4 separate regions of the Homo sapiens genome follow, and all the other regions are linked to region 1. The links are chromatin contacts, found by Hi-C or POLR2A ChIA-PET in ENCODE. All regions are on one chromosome and are shown on one strand. The core of a region is the stretch at or near the end of the contact, and the rest is flanking DNA. Distances in the headings are between cores, read along the strand shown. Region 1 holds the start of PPP3CA (protein phosphatase 3 catalytic subunit alpha). Region 2 holds the start of TET2 (tet methylcytosine dioxygenase 2). Region 3 holds the start of RAP1GDS1 (Rap1 GTPase-GDP dissociation stimulator 1). Region 4 holds the start of STPG2 (sperm tail PG-rich repeat containing 2).

Region 1 (3,855 bases), core at 189-2,688:
CCTTTTATTGGACCCGTGGTCCAATTGAGGAAATAGGAAAAACCTGATACTGAAGGACTTTGGAAATAAAACAGGAAACATGAAGGGTGAGAAATTTATTCAGATTTCTTCATAATTCCCCCCAAAAGCTCCAACCACGTTGCCAGTCCTTGGGTGCTGCAGTTGGTCGGGGAGAGGGGCTGTGTGGAGGTCACCTTCTGGTAGACGGAGACCCGCTTTTCAGACTCTGTGGCGCAGCAGGCGGGCCAGGAACATTTGGGCCACTATTGCTCTTAGCCCTGCCGCGCCTGACTTTCTCTCCTCTACTTTCCTTCCGACCGTAGGGACAAGTGTGGGGATCCGCTTTGGGCTCCAAGGCCCTGCCCGCACTGGCAGCACCAAGCGGGTGTAGAATGACTGGAAGGAGCAGGGAAGGAAGATGGGTGTCAACTGTCCCGGCCAGTGGCTGCGTGCATGTGTGTGTGAACAGGGAAAAGGCCACCCTCTCCCATGTTTCTCCCGTCTCCTCGGTTCTCCTCGGAGACCCGCAGGGCTGCCCGAGGTAGCTCCGAGTTGCCCTGGGTCGCTGGGGCTTGGTCCGCATCCTCCTCCGCTAGTCCGCTCCCGCGTTCCACAGCGCCCCGCCGCTCGGTGTGCACGCCTGGGTGGGACACAGTAACAGCCCCTAAGCCGCCAACGCAAAAGCAAAAACAACCGTACACCGCATCGCAGTCGTAGCTCTTCTCCGCAAGGTAAGTTGTTTATTCGTCGCCGTTTTGGCGATCCTCCCTGGACAGCTGCGGCAGCGACGGCAGCTGCGCCGCGGGCGCCGAGCTCCCAGCCTCTTCCTTCCTCCGCCCTCTCAGGGCTGCCTCTCACCCCCACCCTCTTCCCTCCTATCCCCGCCTTCTCTCTTCTTGCCCTCTTGTGGGCCACGCACACACCCGGAGACACCCTCTGCACTTGGCTACTCACACTGCGGCTTAACCCAGCCGACAAGGCACGCTTGCCAAAGAGGCGCGGGTGTGTGTGTGCGGGGTCCGCGTTCGGAGGCCAAAGGAGGGTGGCGTGGTAGAGCCCTTCTCCTCCTGGCCGCGACGCCTTGCCCACTCTCCTGCCCTAATCTCGGCCTGCCAGCAAAAGTGACACCTGAGCAGGGACTGGTCCGTAGAGGCGGCAGGCCCGCTGGTCCGGCAGCTGGAAGAAAACAGAGCAAGGGGCGGGGACAATGAGGAGGAGCGGGAGGCGGGACAAGCGGGGAGGCCGCCACCTGGCACTGAGTGATGCGCCCTCTAGCCAATGAACGCGAGGAACTCCGGCGTCGGGGCGGGAGGTCGGGGGCGGGCTCAGTGGGGAGGAGGAGGCTGCAGGCGCGCAAGAGGCGGGGGCCGGGAGGAGGAAGGGGAGGAGGCGGAGGCGGGCGCGGTGTTGGCGGCGGCGGCGGCGGCGGAGGGGGGTAGGTTGTGCCCGGGACTGTGTCTGCCGAGCTCGGCGGCTGTGCCTTGGTGAGTGGAGGAGCGGCGCGGGGAGGCAGAGGCGAGCGCGGGCGATCGCGGCGGCGGGACGTCTCCGGCGGCCGCGGCACCAGCGGCGGCGCTCTGTGTGGAGAAGCAGGGGCAGCGGCAGCAGCAACAGCGGCAGCGGCAGCAGCAGCGGCAGCAGCGGCGGCCGCCTCTCCGCCGCCGGGGACGCCAAGGTGCGGCTGGTGGCACTGACATCGGCGGCCCTGCCTCTCCTCCCTCGCCCCCGGCCTTCCCCATGTGATCGGTCTTAATCCTGGCCGTGTGTGCGCGCGTGGGGCTCCATTCCGCGGTGCTGGGTCTCCGTGCCGGGGTGGGTGCTCGTGTGTGCGCTTCTCCTCCCCATCCCCCTTCCCCCAAGAATAAAAGAAGAACCGGGAGGCGTGCTCAGAAAATAAATAAATAACCACCACACACGCGCAGCCCGGAGCGAGTCGGCGGGGCTGGCGGCAGCGGCGGAGGAGGAGTGAAGGCGGCGGCGGCGGAGGAGGGACGCGCGGAAAAGGCAGCAACTTTAAAGCCAGCTCAGAGCCTAGACCTCCAGCCGAGCGGTTTGCAGCGCGGCGGCGGCGGCGGCGGCGGCGGCGTTGAGTGTCTGGCCCGCCGGTCCGGTCGGGGTGTGCAGTCGGACGGACGAGCAGCGCGTCGCTGTCCTCCGGCAGCTGGAGATGTCCGAGCCCAAGGCAATTGATCCCAAGTTGTCGACGACCGACAGGGTGGTGAAAGGTAAGCGGAGCGCCGCGGTGGCCTGGGTGCACCGTGTGCCGCAGGCGCCAGGGCAGCTTGCCTCGCCTCGCCTTTCCTCCCCTCCCCCGCCCCAGGTTCTCCTCTGTCCGCTCCAGCCGCGGACCTTCTAGGATATTGTGCAACCCGCGAACCCCGCGAACCCCCCGCCCCCGCGGCGCCCTTCCCCCACGCGTCCCACCCAGCCTCACTTGGGGCATTTTTATTGACGGGGGCGTCAGTTGGCAAATGGCTGAGCCGCGGGGAGGTGGCGGCGGGGGTGGCGGTGGTGGGAGGGGGCGCCCGGGGGGTGGTTGCTGGTAGGGTGTAGCTGCTGTGACAGAAATAGGAAGTGGGTGGCTCTGCTCACAGGCTTGCATGGGATCGGGTTTATGGTTTTCTTCTGCAGAGGGAGGGGTGATTGATGGCTTTTTAAAAATTAATACGGCATTTTTATGTGGCCGTGGCTTTCCACCGACTGCCTCACTTGGGCAGGGTTGTCTTGGAGCTCCATTGCAGCAATTCCCTCCGCGCCCCCCTCCCCCTCCCCCTCCCCCTGGAAGGGCCTGCACAGGACTCGCGAGAGAGCGGGAGAGCGTGGGGGGAGCCCGGCGCTTCCTTCCGCGCGGGGCGGGGGCGGGGGCGGTCGCTGGCTGGAGGGTGGCCGCGGGGGGCGCGGGAGGCGGGGAACGACCTGAGAGCACCAGCCGTTGCCGCCCCGGGATTTCCCCCGCACGCCCCGGGGAGAGACACGAAAACCACTTCTCCAGCCTCTCTTGCCATCCCCGGCTGTCCCCCGCCGACCTGTCATTGCTCTTAAAGGGTTCTCCACTCGTGCACACCTCCCAAGTGATAACCTCATTCCGCCTGCTTCCTCCGTGCCCTGGCATCCTTTTTGTAACGGGCTGTTGGATTCCTATTATTGCCTCCTCTTCGCCGCCTACGGGATGATAAACTCCTGGCAAGGATGCACTGAGGTTGCTGGCAAAGAGAAACTGGGATGTGCGGAGTGAGGAAGGGGACAGGCTGTGGTTGATCACTCTGTCGCACGGGAATCTATCGGCCTCCTTGTATTCCTAGGTGTAGTGGGGGAGGAACCATCCTATGAATCCTGGAAGGCTGAGGCAACAGAGCAGAACCACTTGGATTAAGTAGTATCTCACATTCCTGGGGGTCAGGACACCAAGCAAAGCAGAGATGGGCATGAGCTGTGCGGGGAGCGGGCCTCTGAAATTGGAAACAGCACTGGCTGGTGTAATGTGTGTGTGTTGTGTGTAGAACAGAGATGGTATCTAATGTGGCCAGAGCATGCAACTAGAGTGCAAGGCAATCAAGTCGTTTGCACCATGAGCACTTAAAAGTGAAGTAACCCAGCAGCCCAAAGACCATGATACACAAGTCCCTCTGGGGTTTCAGAAATGATTCTTTCTCCTTAGAGGTTTACTCAGTTTTTAAAGTAATTTTTCTGTGTGAGTGGTGGTGGTGATGGGGGAAATTACGTTCCCTTTTTTCAGAAAGAACAAAATATCTTCTTTTGTTTTGGTTTTACTGGAATCATTCCTGCTTCAGCTTCGGTGCAGGATTCATATACCCATGAAAATAATGAGGAAATAGCTCTGCAAAAATGATTCGA
Region 2 (3,799 bases), core at 878-3,377, 3.8 Mb before region 1:
GAGTAATGCTTCTCCCTTGTAATCATGTGAAAGAACCCCACGTATCAATGATTAAAGCAAACTACATTAAATTAACAAAGATCAAAATAGAAAGTTACAAAGTGAACTATCGAGGACAAATAGTTTTGGAAATTCGACTTATGGAGAAATATCTATTATTGTGTTTTTCCTTCTATCCATTTTTTAATCCTATAAATTGTCTTCTAAACTTCAGTTTGATTATCCAACACTTCATTAACCGTTCTCTGCTTATTAACATTTAAAAAAATCAATATTTATTGTGTTTAAATTTATATTCTATTCCAAACATTATTAAGCACACATACAAACATGTAAAAGAACATAACTCCCCTTAGTATTTCAACTTTCCATTAAAATGCAAATGTAATGATTTCATTAGCCAGGCAACAATACCCACAGTATCACACCAAACCAAACCAATGTCTTTTCTCTGTGAATCCCAACTTCCCTTAAGATACAATCTTATTCCTATGATGGATCATTTGTTGATGAATATCTTTGAATTTGGGTTTCCCATTATAATCCCTGACTGAAGGGGAAAAAGCACAATGTGTGATTTGAGATATTAAATTCATGAATGTATTCCACTCCCTAGACACGTAAATATATAAATATTTCACTAAATTTTATGCACTAAATTTTACCGCTGGAAAATAAGCCTTTTCTCAATTCTTAAACATTAGATGAAGAAGGGAGAACTCCCTCAATGTAATTAAAAGTATATCATGAGGGGAATAACCAGCAAATAACACTTATATTTCATTTTCGGCCTTTCCAGGAGTCTATCCAGGCCACACTTCATTATGTCATAGGTAGAAAACTCTCCATACAAACCCTATTAGCTTAATAAAACTAGACAAGCAGTCCCAGTGAAAAGATTCAGCAAGATGCGAGTGAGGTGTGTGTGTGTGTGTGTGTGTGTATGTGTATGAGAGAGAGAGAAGAAAGAGTAGAGAGGAGACACAGAGAGAAAGGCAGAGAGATGAAAGACCAAAGAGAGAAGCCAAAGAGAAATTTGGATGGGACTGTTATAAATCTGCTCTTCACTTCTTTGCTGGGATTGGGTTTCATTTCTTTAGGCGCCCCTGACCTTGCAGTCTTGCAACTCCAACGCTGCGCTCCCCACCCCCTCCCGCCCCCTCCCCGGGCCTGCGCCTGCCTTTGTGTCTGCCTGTCACTTACCAAGGAACCAAACGAAGCTGATTCGGGAGAAGCACAAAGCCGGGACACAGATTTGTCCATAAATTCTCTTACATACATTCCCCAGGCTGGAAGGCTCAGCCCAGCGCTGACTTATGTACCTTGAGAAAAGTGAGTTCTGGTCTTGTTTGGGGAACCAGAGAAACTATTCTTTCCTCTTTCACTCAGCGCCGCTAACAAAACGCGCGGACTTAAGGAAAAAAAAAACCCACTCAGTGTACTCCAATTCCACTCCCTGTGACATTCACTTCGTACAGCCCCCTAAAGGGGGATAAGAAGGTAGGAGGAGGCAGACACAAACCCAGACCCAGACCCTACAGCTGATAAAAGGGTCGAAAAACACCCTATCAGTGTTCTCTCTGAGGTTGTTCAGGATAAACGGGAGACTCGTTTCACTTACACGAAAGAAACAGGGGAAGAGGATTAAAGGGAAAAGTAGTGCCCCCAAAGCTGAACTATTTTAGAAAGGAAAGCAAATTTAAAAATCACTTTTCTGAGGATTAAAAAAGGCCGGGAAACCGGCTCGTCGGAGGCACAAAGGTAAGTTTTCTGGGAGATGAGGGGACGAGCATTAGGAGGAGAGAAGAGAACACAGAACTACAGGTTTAAAAGGGGTAGAGGGAATTAAAACTATATTTGTCAGCCATGTTGAAGAGGCTCCAGTAATTTGTGAAGCTTCCCTCTTCCCTCTTGGTATTTGTGGGTGACACTACAGGGTTTGCTCCCCAGTCCCTGGAAGCCCGAGAAAAAGCGAAGGGGAGAAGAAAGGGAGAGTTTCGCGGCATAAGAGAAGCGCTCTGACCTCGTTCTCGTCCCTCAGCCTTGCAGCAATCCAGCAGTTGCAGTCGGGTCTCCTTTCTAACAAATCCTAAAGGGCAGCCATCTTGCTTCCTTCTGCTTCTCTACGAAAGCAGCCTAGCCTCCGCATCAATATTCATAAGGCAGTTTGACGTCTGTTCTCATCACTCAGCGGGGCCGGCGTCTCGGGGCGGCCGCGCCGAGGGGGCGGACGTGACTTGCATGCGAGCGGGACCCGGGCGCGCGGCGCTCGCGAGGAGGCGGCGGCGGCCGCCCAAGCTCTCGCCGCTGCCACTGCCGCTACCGCCGGCTCTCCTCCTCCGCCCGGGCCTCCTCCTGCTCCGCCCCGGCCTCCTCCCGCTCCGCCCCGGCCTGCGCCGCCGCCCTGGGGCCCTCAGCCCCGGCTCCCAGGGAATTAGCCCCCCGCACCGGGCGTCCAGCACAAAGGCCGGCGGCACCTGGGGCCGTACAGCGGGGCGCGCAGTGGAGACCTGGGCTGCCCTCACGCCGTGCAGTGGCGCGGGGGGAGTGGTGCGCCCGGACCAGCGCGGAGTAGGGGCCAGGGCTGGCGAGCGCGGGGAAGGGTGCAGCCCTCGGGAACCCCGGGGACCTCGGCGGGTCTCCACCCCTGGGAGAAGAAGCAGAGCAAGCGCGAAGGTTGGGGGCGAGGTGGGAGGTTGGGATGGCACGGGTGCCTGGACAAAGACGTGACATCTAAGATTTCCCTTTGAAACTTTTTGCTGGTCTGCACTCCACCACCACTTCGAGGTCCCGCGCACACGCCCCCGCGCGCACCCACCTCCTCCGGAGTGTACCCGCACGTGCCCTCGCTCTGGCCCCCGCCTCCACCCACTGGCACCTCTCCCCGCACCACACCTCCGCTTGCGCCCACCTTACCCTCAGAGGCCCGCGTCTCTATCTCCCTTTAGATCCCGTTGCCCGCGCTCTCCTTTCCCTTTTCTGTCGCTTTAATCTCATTCAGCAGAAGCGCTCCCCTGTTTCACCGAGGGCATGCCCTTAGTGCTTTAGGGGCCTGTATTTTTAAAGACCCGACAAACTGGGAAATTGACCGAGTTCTGTTTCTCCCCGCCCCGGCCCACCTTCTGTTTACTTTAGCCACGTGGGCTGAGTAGAAGGGGGCGTCTCACAGATTGAAATAGGTTTCTCACTAGTGACCCCCTACTTCTCGCTAGGAGGAAATAAACCTGCACTTTCAAATGCTTAAGTTGCCTCTCGTAAGAGCCCTTACTTTGAAGTAGTTTCCCCCCGTACAATTAAGTAATGAAGAAACCGACCGATACAGAGCTAATTCCGAATGACGGATGCTTGATTTTCCCTGACATTCGGAGCTCTGTAACTATGCTCTTCCTTTGACCGGAGTTTTTCTCTATTGCCGAGTAGTGTTACTTCCCCCTTCTAATGCTCCTTTTTCTAATCATCAACTTTTTATTTGAAGATGAGATGAAGAACAAAGCCCATATGAGTCATAGTAAGTATCATATTACGTCAGATAGTCGTTTTTGAAATATTCCCTTCATCTTTTACATGTTCTTACATGACTGACGTTCAAATTTTAAGTGGGTATTTTGGTCACATCTTTTATGGGATCACTGCATGGTGATCACAGTACCCTTAAGTCAATACTAGTTATATTGTGTAACCACACTTTTTTTGGTCTGTAATTTTTTTTAAAAGCGAAGCCCTAATTTTACGAAATCGGAATATTTCCTCTTTGAAGAGTGTGAAAAAGGGAACTCCTTGCAAGTGTCGCATTGTTGCT
Region 3 (3,606 bases), core at 136-2,635, 3.1 Mb after region 1:
AGTTGCACCACCTAACTCTGAACGTGTTGAGCACTGTATTAACAGATGAAAGGACCACATTCATCTCAAGCTTTAAATAACTCGCACAGAAGGGGTGGGAAAAGTCCCAGCTGACAGATGCCAAGGGAGCAAATTTTAAAAAGAGGAAATTATGACAGACAGGAGTGGAAGCAAACTGGGGAACTTAGTACAAGTCGCTACTATTAAAAGAAACTTTGAGCTCTTAATTACATGACAGCATTCATCAGACGTTTCTGTGATTACTGAATGTAACAGTTAAGCAATAGATGATGTAAAAAAATTAGGTCAAATGTATATATCGTTTTATAAAACATATTTGCTCTTAAATCTCTCATCCAAACCAATCTCTTCAGATTAACTATAAATACAAAGGAACTAAAATCAGATTATGCAGATTAGACAGGAGGAAGCTGGGAAAGAATAACTACCATGTAAGTTCGGTAACAACGTTACAGGGCGCAGTTTCCTGCTACAGAAGACGGACGAAGGAATCCAGAAAATAGGCTGGGCACGGGAATATTGCACACTGTAGTCACCCAGCACTAATTCAACAGCTAGCGGCTCTATCCTGCCTCACGTTCCTCGTGGCCTCTGACAAGTCATCCTTTCAACCTATGAGGCTGTCCGCTCTCCCCCTTGGAAAATAATTTCCGTGCAGGTTGTAAGATCTCCCTCACAAACTACTTGCTTCCACTTCCCCGCCCGGGATGAGGAGTCTCCACGACGGGGAAAGGTCGCACTGACAGAGAAGGAAGTTACACGAAGTGGTAGTGGTCGGACCCGAGCCTCGAGCTCAGTACACGCGGGGGAAAAGGAAGCGGGCGGCCTCTGGAGAAACGGGGATGGAGCTGCAGATGCGAGCCCGCGAGGCAGGCTCCGTGGTGCCCGGGCACCGGCAGGAAGAATGGAGGAGGGGAGGCGAGGCTGCGAGGTGCCGGGGAGCCGGGCGGCGGTCCGGCCCGCGGCCGACCCCACCCCAGCCCGCGCTCGGGACCCTCCCAGCCCCGGCACCCGGCGTGCGTTCCGCGTGCGCCGACTCTCCCCGGAGGAACAGCCACCGTCTCACACCCGGGGACTGGAGAAATCCGGCAACTTTGCGCGAGAAATGCTTCCCACCCTGCAGCACGCCGAGAAAGAAAAAAATGTCAGGCGATGACGGCGGAGGAAGGATGACTTACCCATGTTGCTCCCCGAGGGTGAGGAACCGGCGGGGCGAGGCGAAGGTCTGTGGTGCGGGCGGCGCGGCTCTGTGTCCTCCCTCTACCTCCGTCTCTCCCGCAGCCAGGGAGGGACCCGCGGGGGGCGGCCGCCGGGGAGGAGCAGCTGGTGCTGCTGCAGGCGGCGCGGCCGCGGCGGGGACGAGCGGCGGGGGGCGGGGCGGGGCGGGGCGGGGCGGGACTGGCGGGCGCAGCCTGCGGCGGGCGCGGCTCCGAGCGGGCGGGCGGCGGAGGCGCGGGAGCCGGCCTGAAGAGCTCCGGCCCCGACTCGCAGCCCACGAGCGCCCCGCCCTCCCCACCGAGCATGCTCAGTGCCTTTTCCACCCCTCCCTCTGTGGCGAGCGAGGCTAAGCGTGCGGGTGGGCGTGTGTTTGCAGACCGGCTGCAGCCGCGGCAGAGGATCTTCATGGCGGCCGCCTGAGAGGCGGAGGGCGGGCCCGGAGAAAACAGGGAATGGGGATATTGAGCCCGATCTGCTAGCAGAGGACTCACCGCTGCCTTGCTTTCCCACCCTGACCCACCAACCCCTCACCCGGAACCCGGGCTTGCCTTCTTTACGGGACGACCGGGCCGCACAGGCCGGAATTAACCGGAGAAGAGGCTGGGCCGCCGCAGAGCCGGGAGGGGTGGTGGGAAGCCAGAGCTGACGAAGTTGGAAAGGACGTGTAGGCGACTAGGCCTGCGCCTCTTGGGGACACCTGAGGACGCCCGCTGGGCAGCTGGCTGAGGAGGGGCCGCCGGGAGGGCGCTCGATAGCAGGCGTGTCATTGGGACACTTAAGGCTGCTCTAGCTGTGGCCAGCTTAGAAACAAAGGTCCCGGCAGCGAGGAGAGCGCCCGCCCCAGGATTTCCTCGAAGAGTGTGTCGTTCTCCCTCCCGGAGGAGCGCGGCCTTCCGTTCCCCGGAGGGCTCTGGAAAGGCCCTTTAACCGGGGTGCCGTCGGGCTCCATCCTGCTGTGAAAGCGGGAGGAACTACGTTCCCCAGGCTTGAAAATAAGCGTCCTGCTGGGTTGGCTGCGGCACTGCCAAAGCTAACCCGGCGGAGGTCCTTTGATCCCGGGGCCACCGCCCGCTCCCACCACCACCTCGGCCTCGGGGAGAACCTGAGCAGGGCTCTCCCACTGAGGGCGTCCTCCCGACTGGGCATGCACGTGAGGCCGGGGCTGGCTTCGGTCCTCTTCCCTGGGGTAGGAGGCTGGAGGAAACCGATTTCTCTGCACCCTAATCTTGCCCTGGCTCCTCCTGAGTGGGGTGAGGAATCTGGTCGCTCTCCAAGGCTACAGCGACCGGAGTCCTTCAGGGGACACTGTGCAGTCAGCAGTACAACCTGTTGGAGAAAGATGGCTGAATCGAGGTGTCTTTCCCCTGTCAACTTTCACTCGGTCAATCCAATGTTGAGAAAGGGCTTTTTTTGTTTGTTTGTTAATTAGTCGCCTATTCTCACAGTCATCAGTTTCTGCTTGGTGACTAGTATTTCGAGCACACAAATCAGAAGCGACCCTGTAATTTGTTAAGCAAAGAGCAGATTTTATGTGATTTTTCTACAGCAAGAAACGATAATTAAAAAGGTTTGGTAAAACAGGAAAATACAATTTAACTGCTGAAGTCAAATATATGGGACTTTTCTGATGCATGAGACTATCAGGCACCTCACTCTTAGGATGTTCTTCTTGTTTGCCTCTTAAAATAATCGCACTACATTAGTTCCCTAGGGCTGCCGTAACATACCACAAATTGGGTGACTTAAAACAACAAATTATTATCTCACAATTCTGGAGGCCAGAAGTTTGAAATCAAGGTGTAGGCAGGGCTGTACTCCCTCTGAGGGCACTGGGGAGGGATCTCGTCCATGCCTCTCCTAGCTTCTGGTAGTTTCTTGGCATATGGTAGCGTAACTCCAATCTGAACATGGCTGTTCTCCCAGTGTGCTTGTGTGTTCAAATTTCCCTTTTTAATAAGAACAGCAGTCATAACGGATTAGGGGCGAACCATCCTCCAGTATGACCTCATGGACGTTAATTATATCTGCAATGACCCTATTTCCAAATCAGGTCACATTCTAAGGGACTAAGGGTTAGGACTTCTACATATGAATAGGGCCAGCCTGGCCAACATGACGAAACCCCATCTCTAACTAAAAATACAAAAAATTAGCCAGGGCCAGGCACAGTGGCTCACGCCTGTAATCCTAACACTTTGGGAGGCTCAGGAGGGCAGATCACTTAAGTCAGGAGCTGGAGATCAGCCTGGCCAACATGGCAAAACCCTATTTCTACTAAAAAATAAATAAAATAAATAAATTAGCTGGGCATGGTGGCACGTGTCTGTAATCCCAGCTACTTGGGAGGCTGAGGCAGGAGAATCGCTT
Region 4 (3,671 bases), core at 406-2,905, 3.2 Mb after region 1:
CAGACAGAATGGCCAGACAGGGCTTGAAATTCTGCATCAATGCTTACGGCAACCATGGCCTAGACCTGAGTATGCAGTTTGGGTTGATATCCTTGTTTGGATCATCAAGGTCAAATGATGTCCTTAAGGACATAGCGGGCAAATTTACAAGCACCACTGGATTATCATACACAGCACATGAATTTTTCTCTTTCATCTCTGTGACTCTTTCTAATATGTCATAGTAAATATCTAGATCTTCTGAATGGGTATAGGTGGCAGCTTGGAAAATAAGGTTAAAACAACATTGAGAGAATTATGAGGGTTTCTGACAGAATGCAGGGAGAATCGAAGTTGGTGAGATGTTTCCAAAATATTGCAATATTCATTTTCCTACCATTAAAAAAAATCTTTGCCACCTCTCGTTTTGGATTATACGTCTCTTTCCCCATTAGAGAGAGAACACCTGAGGGCAGGGACTTTCTTATGCCTTTGTATCCTCATAACTTAGCAGGGATGGAACCTACAGTATATGCCAATTCGTGTTTTTTAAGTGCATAAATAATTTAGCTAGCTATTGAACAGAAAAAAAGGTACTACAGATACATCCTTGAGAAGCATATAGCCTCGCAAGGAGAGGGTTCCGACCTATATGGCACAATGAAGCCACAGTAAATGTTGCACAGGATTGAGTGGCAAATCGTGTATTACAGAGTATGAAAACTATAAAAACTTGTAGTAGGAACAAATTAACGTACTGTAGACCATTTGGAGGTGAGGTATGATCAAGGTAGGATTTGTCTAAGCCTCTGAGGATATTTATAATCTGGACAGAATTCTTGCTAGAAAAAACAGCCTGCGAGATGCAGAGGTGGATTCTGACATAGATTCCTTAAGCCCCAAGGACAAGCAAGGTTTCTTTTGCCCAAGGTTCAGAATCATTGGTTTGGTGGGGTGGACTGGGCTTTTTCAGTGCCTTCGCTTTGCTTTTTAAATATTGATGAATCAGTATTGTGGTTACCTGGCATACGACAAAAGAGGCAGCTTTCAGTCACTTCCACGGCTTCAGTTGGTGAGCTTTTCGCCTCCTTGCCTGGTGTCCTCATTTCTTTTTTTTTTTTTTTCTTTTTTACCCTTATCTTATTTGTTATTTTTTTTTCTGGGTTCTCCATTTCTTGTCACTGCCCTGAGCCCTGGGTTTGTCTTAGCAGTTTGGACTATCTACAGGTTAAGATCAGAGGTGCCTTTTCTCTGTGAGTACGAGTGGGGCTGCAGTAGAAGCGGGGGAGAGCTTGCGGAACCCCAAGCTCTCTGCTTCATGCTACTGCATTTTTCTTTACTAGGTTCTGTTGAGTCGGGAAGCAGATCAAGGTCAAGTTAGTCCTCACCCTTCCTAACGCGTTTTCTAAGGTTCTTCTGCATACTTAAAAAAGTTCGGGACCTAAGTAGTTACCGGGACCCCAAGAGCTACGAGGTTTAGGCCTGCCTTCTTCAAGGCGCGCCGGGTTCCGGGTAAAAAGAGCCGGGAAAGGGTGGCTGCTCGGTGCGCATGCTCCGAGGGCTCGGCCCAGGAAGGCACCTCCACTTCGCTCCCTAGAGACTGGGCCCGCCTCCTCCCCAGAGACTGGGCCCGCCTCCTCCCCAGGCTTCCGGGCGGAGAGAAGTGGGCGGAGTCAGGGCCGGAAGCACCGGGGCGAGCGTCTAATCCCTAATACCCAATTTTGGTGGCGTGCACCTGGCAAACTGATGATTGTGTGGGACGTCTAATCTCTAGTCGCTCACCCCTCTACTTTACCACAGAGCTAGAAATCGATTTGAGGAAATCTGGTATCAATGAGCGGGCGGGGAGACAACCCCACCCCTAATTTCCCTGTTTACGGAAGTTCTTTCCCGGCCTCCTCAGACTGGTGTCGGCTTCCTTTTTCTCCACACTTCTAGCTACCTTGTTTTTATCGTTTTCGGCACCTGCCCTTCCCCAGCGCCCCCACCACCCCGAGCACTATGTATGATCGGGCTCCCCGCCTGCTCAAATTGGCTGAAGGTGGCAGCACTGAGGCCCATGTGGGTCCTGGATCCTACCAGGTACCTTTCCTGAAGCAGCAGGCGACAGGTAAGATGTAGGAAGAGGCAGAGCTCCTGTGACAGGCATCCTATCTTCAGCCTGCTCCGCTTCTGCGTGCTTGTGAGTTAAACATAGAGCGGAATAGTACCATTTTGTAAACATAACAAAACATGAAGTAGGCAGGGAAAACACTATACTTTTATTTTACAGATGAGACTGATAGTATCACTTGTCCCATTTCAAAAGGCTGGTGAGCATATGGCTAGGACTTTTGATTCCGCAATAGTTGTCTACATCCTACTTTTGATTGTGCAGTTTAGGTCTAGGATTTTGATTTCCTGGCTGTGTTGACATAATATATGAGTCTCCAAATCCTGTGCCCTTACCTCCCGCTGTCTCGTTGCTTTGTAATCCTGCCTGCCTCACATCTTTCCTCCCATTAACCAGAGACATTTATTTATTAAGATGTAGCTTATATTTCTATTTTGCAGTATTATTTAAAGATAGTTCCGTTTTTTTTTCAGACAGATTTTTCTGACCGTCCTCATCTCTTTTAACACACTTCAGGGGAGCCCCTTTTCTCCACATTCTGTAAAGAAAAATTATATTTTTGACCAGTGGAGTGGGGATGGATAATTTAAATAATATTTGCTCTCCTCGTTTGTTTGCAGTTAGTGACTTAGTCAAAAATAAATACATCAATTTTGCTTTCTACTTTTTCTATTCTGGTGATTTTCTGGAGCTTAATACCGTCCAAATGATAGTTTTTCTTAACCTACATTTTCCCCATACCTACACTATGTATTTTCAAGCAAATGCCAGGATCCATTATTCTGTTACATAACTGATCAGATAAGGGAAGGTTTAGGTTTCTTGGGGTGGAGTACAAATTTGACTTCTGTCAGTGTTTCACATGTTGAATTGTACTGCTTCACAGTATCTGGTATCACTATTCTTGCAGCTTATTCTATCTTTATTTTAATGGAGTTGGGCATTATAAGCATTAATTCCCCTAACAATGGCTAACAATGACCCCCTGTGACACTTTGCAATCCTTAATTTTGACATAACTGACCACTTTATTCTTGGAAACACTTCTTTCCAAAATGTAACATCATTTCCTCCTGTTTTTTTTTTTTTTTTTTTTCCCAACTACTGTCTTGGAAGAGTGTCTGGGAACATGATTGGGACCTAATAAACATTTGTTAAATGCCGAATCAGGGCATCATCTTCTCCCCCTCTCCAAGCAGTCCTTCATGGCCTTCTTTAAATGTTTTTATGTTTCTTGTTGATGAAAAGAGTCAAACTCTGTAAAATATTTTAAGAGATTTATTCCGAGCCAAATATGAGTGACCATGGCCTGTGACACAGCCCTCAGGAGGTCCTGAGAACATGTGCCCAAGGTGGTTGGGGTACAGCTTGGCTTTATGTATTTCAGGGAGGCATGAGTTATTAATCAAGTACACTTAATAAATACATTGGCTTTGTTCAGAAAGGCGGGACAACTCAAAGTGGGGGCTTCCAGGCTATAGGTAAATTTAAACATTTTCTGGTTGACAATTGGTTGAGTCTATCTGAAGACTGGCATCAAAAGAAATGTTCAGGTTAAGATACAGGATTGTGGAGACCA

What was found. Hi-C counts contacts between places; a loop is a spot of excess contacts on that map. ChIA-PET counts read pairs that join two places held with the same protein, here RNA polymerase II (POLR2A). Pooled maps may share reads with other maps.
Region 2: a loop to region 1 is called in a map of CD4-positive, alpha-beta memory T cell, with 16 times the contacts of the local background. The contact joins the promoter of TET2 here to the promoter of PPP3CA in region 1. A Hi-C loop is called at or near these places in 2 of 168 maps with a recorded cell type or tissue (CD4-positive, alpha-beta memory T cell and naive thymus-derived CD4-positive, alpha-beta T cell) and 10 of 50 pooled maps.
Region 3: a loop to region 1 is called in a map of CD4-positive, alpha-beta T cell, with 13 times the contacts of the local background. The contact joins the promoter of RAP1GDS1 here to the promoter of PPP3CA in region 1. A Hi-C loop is called at or near these places in 2 of 168 maps with a recorded cell type or tissue (CD4-positive, alpha-beta T cell and naive thymus-derived CD4-positive, alpha-beta T cell) and 11 of 50 pooled maps. POLR2A ChIA-PET finds 5 or more read pairs at or near these places in 1 of 52 experiments (MCF 10A).
Region 4: a map of CD8-positive, alpha-beta T cell shows a loop between it and region 1 (18-fold over the local background). The contact joins the promoter of STPG2 here to the promoter of PPP3CA in region 1. A Hi-C loop is called at or near these places in 4 of 168 maps with a recorded cell type or tissue (CD8-positive, alpha-beta T cell, OCI-LY7 and naive thymus-derived CD4-positive, alpha-beta T cell), 1 of 37 single-sample maps with no recorded cell type and 11 of 50 pooled maps.

Annotation. Positions count from the first base shown.
Region 1 is chr4:101,345,109-101,348,963 of GRCh38, reverse strand. It overlaps PPP3CA (protein phosphatase 3 catalytic subunit alpha), which reads left to right and starts at 1,438. Exons shown (of 14, transcript NM_000944.5): 1 at 1,438-2,225. The coding sequence starts at 2,168. PPP3CA-DT (PPP3CA divergent transcript) reads right to left here and starts at 1,187. Exons shown (of 2, transcript NR_033874.1): 1 at 955-1,187; 2 at 81-640. RefSeq lists silencers at 1,203-1,812, 2,283-2,642, 2,663-3,052.
Region 2 is chr4:105,145,204-105,149,002 of GRCh38, reverse strand. It overlaps TET2 (tet methylcytosine dioxygenase 2), which reads right to left and starts at 2,127. Exons shown (of 11, transcript NM_001127208.3): 1 at 2,024-2,127. It overlaps LOC124900868, which reads left to right. Exons shown (of 3, transcript XM_047416559.1): 2 at 2,042-3,508. The coding sequence ends at 2,730. RefSeq lists silencers at 1,153-1,222, 2,186-2,865 and enhancers at 1,553-1,602, 1,946-2,115.
Region 3 is chr4:98,259,163-98,262,768 of GRCh38, reverse strand. It overlaps RAP1GDS1 (Rap1 GTPase-GDP dissociation stimulator 1), which reads right to left and starts at 1,385. Exons shown (of 15, transcript NM_001100427.2): 1 at 1,200-1,385. The coding sequence starts at 1,203. RefSeq lists silencers at 1,095-1,164, 1,265-1,564 and enhancers at 1,531-2,093, 1,845-2,144.
Region 4 is chr4:98,141,460-98,145,130 of GRCh38, reverse strand. STPG2 (sperm tail PG-rich repeat containing 2) reads left to right here and starts at 1,655. Exons shown (of 11, transcript NM_174952.3): 1 at 1,655-2,089. The coding sequence starts at 1,981. RefSeq lists an enhancer at 1,829-1,928.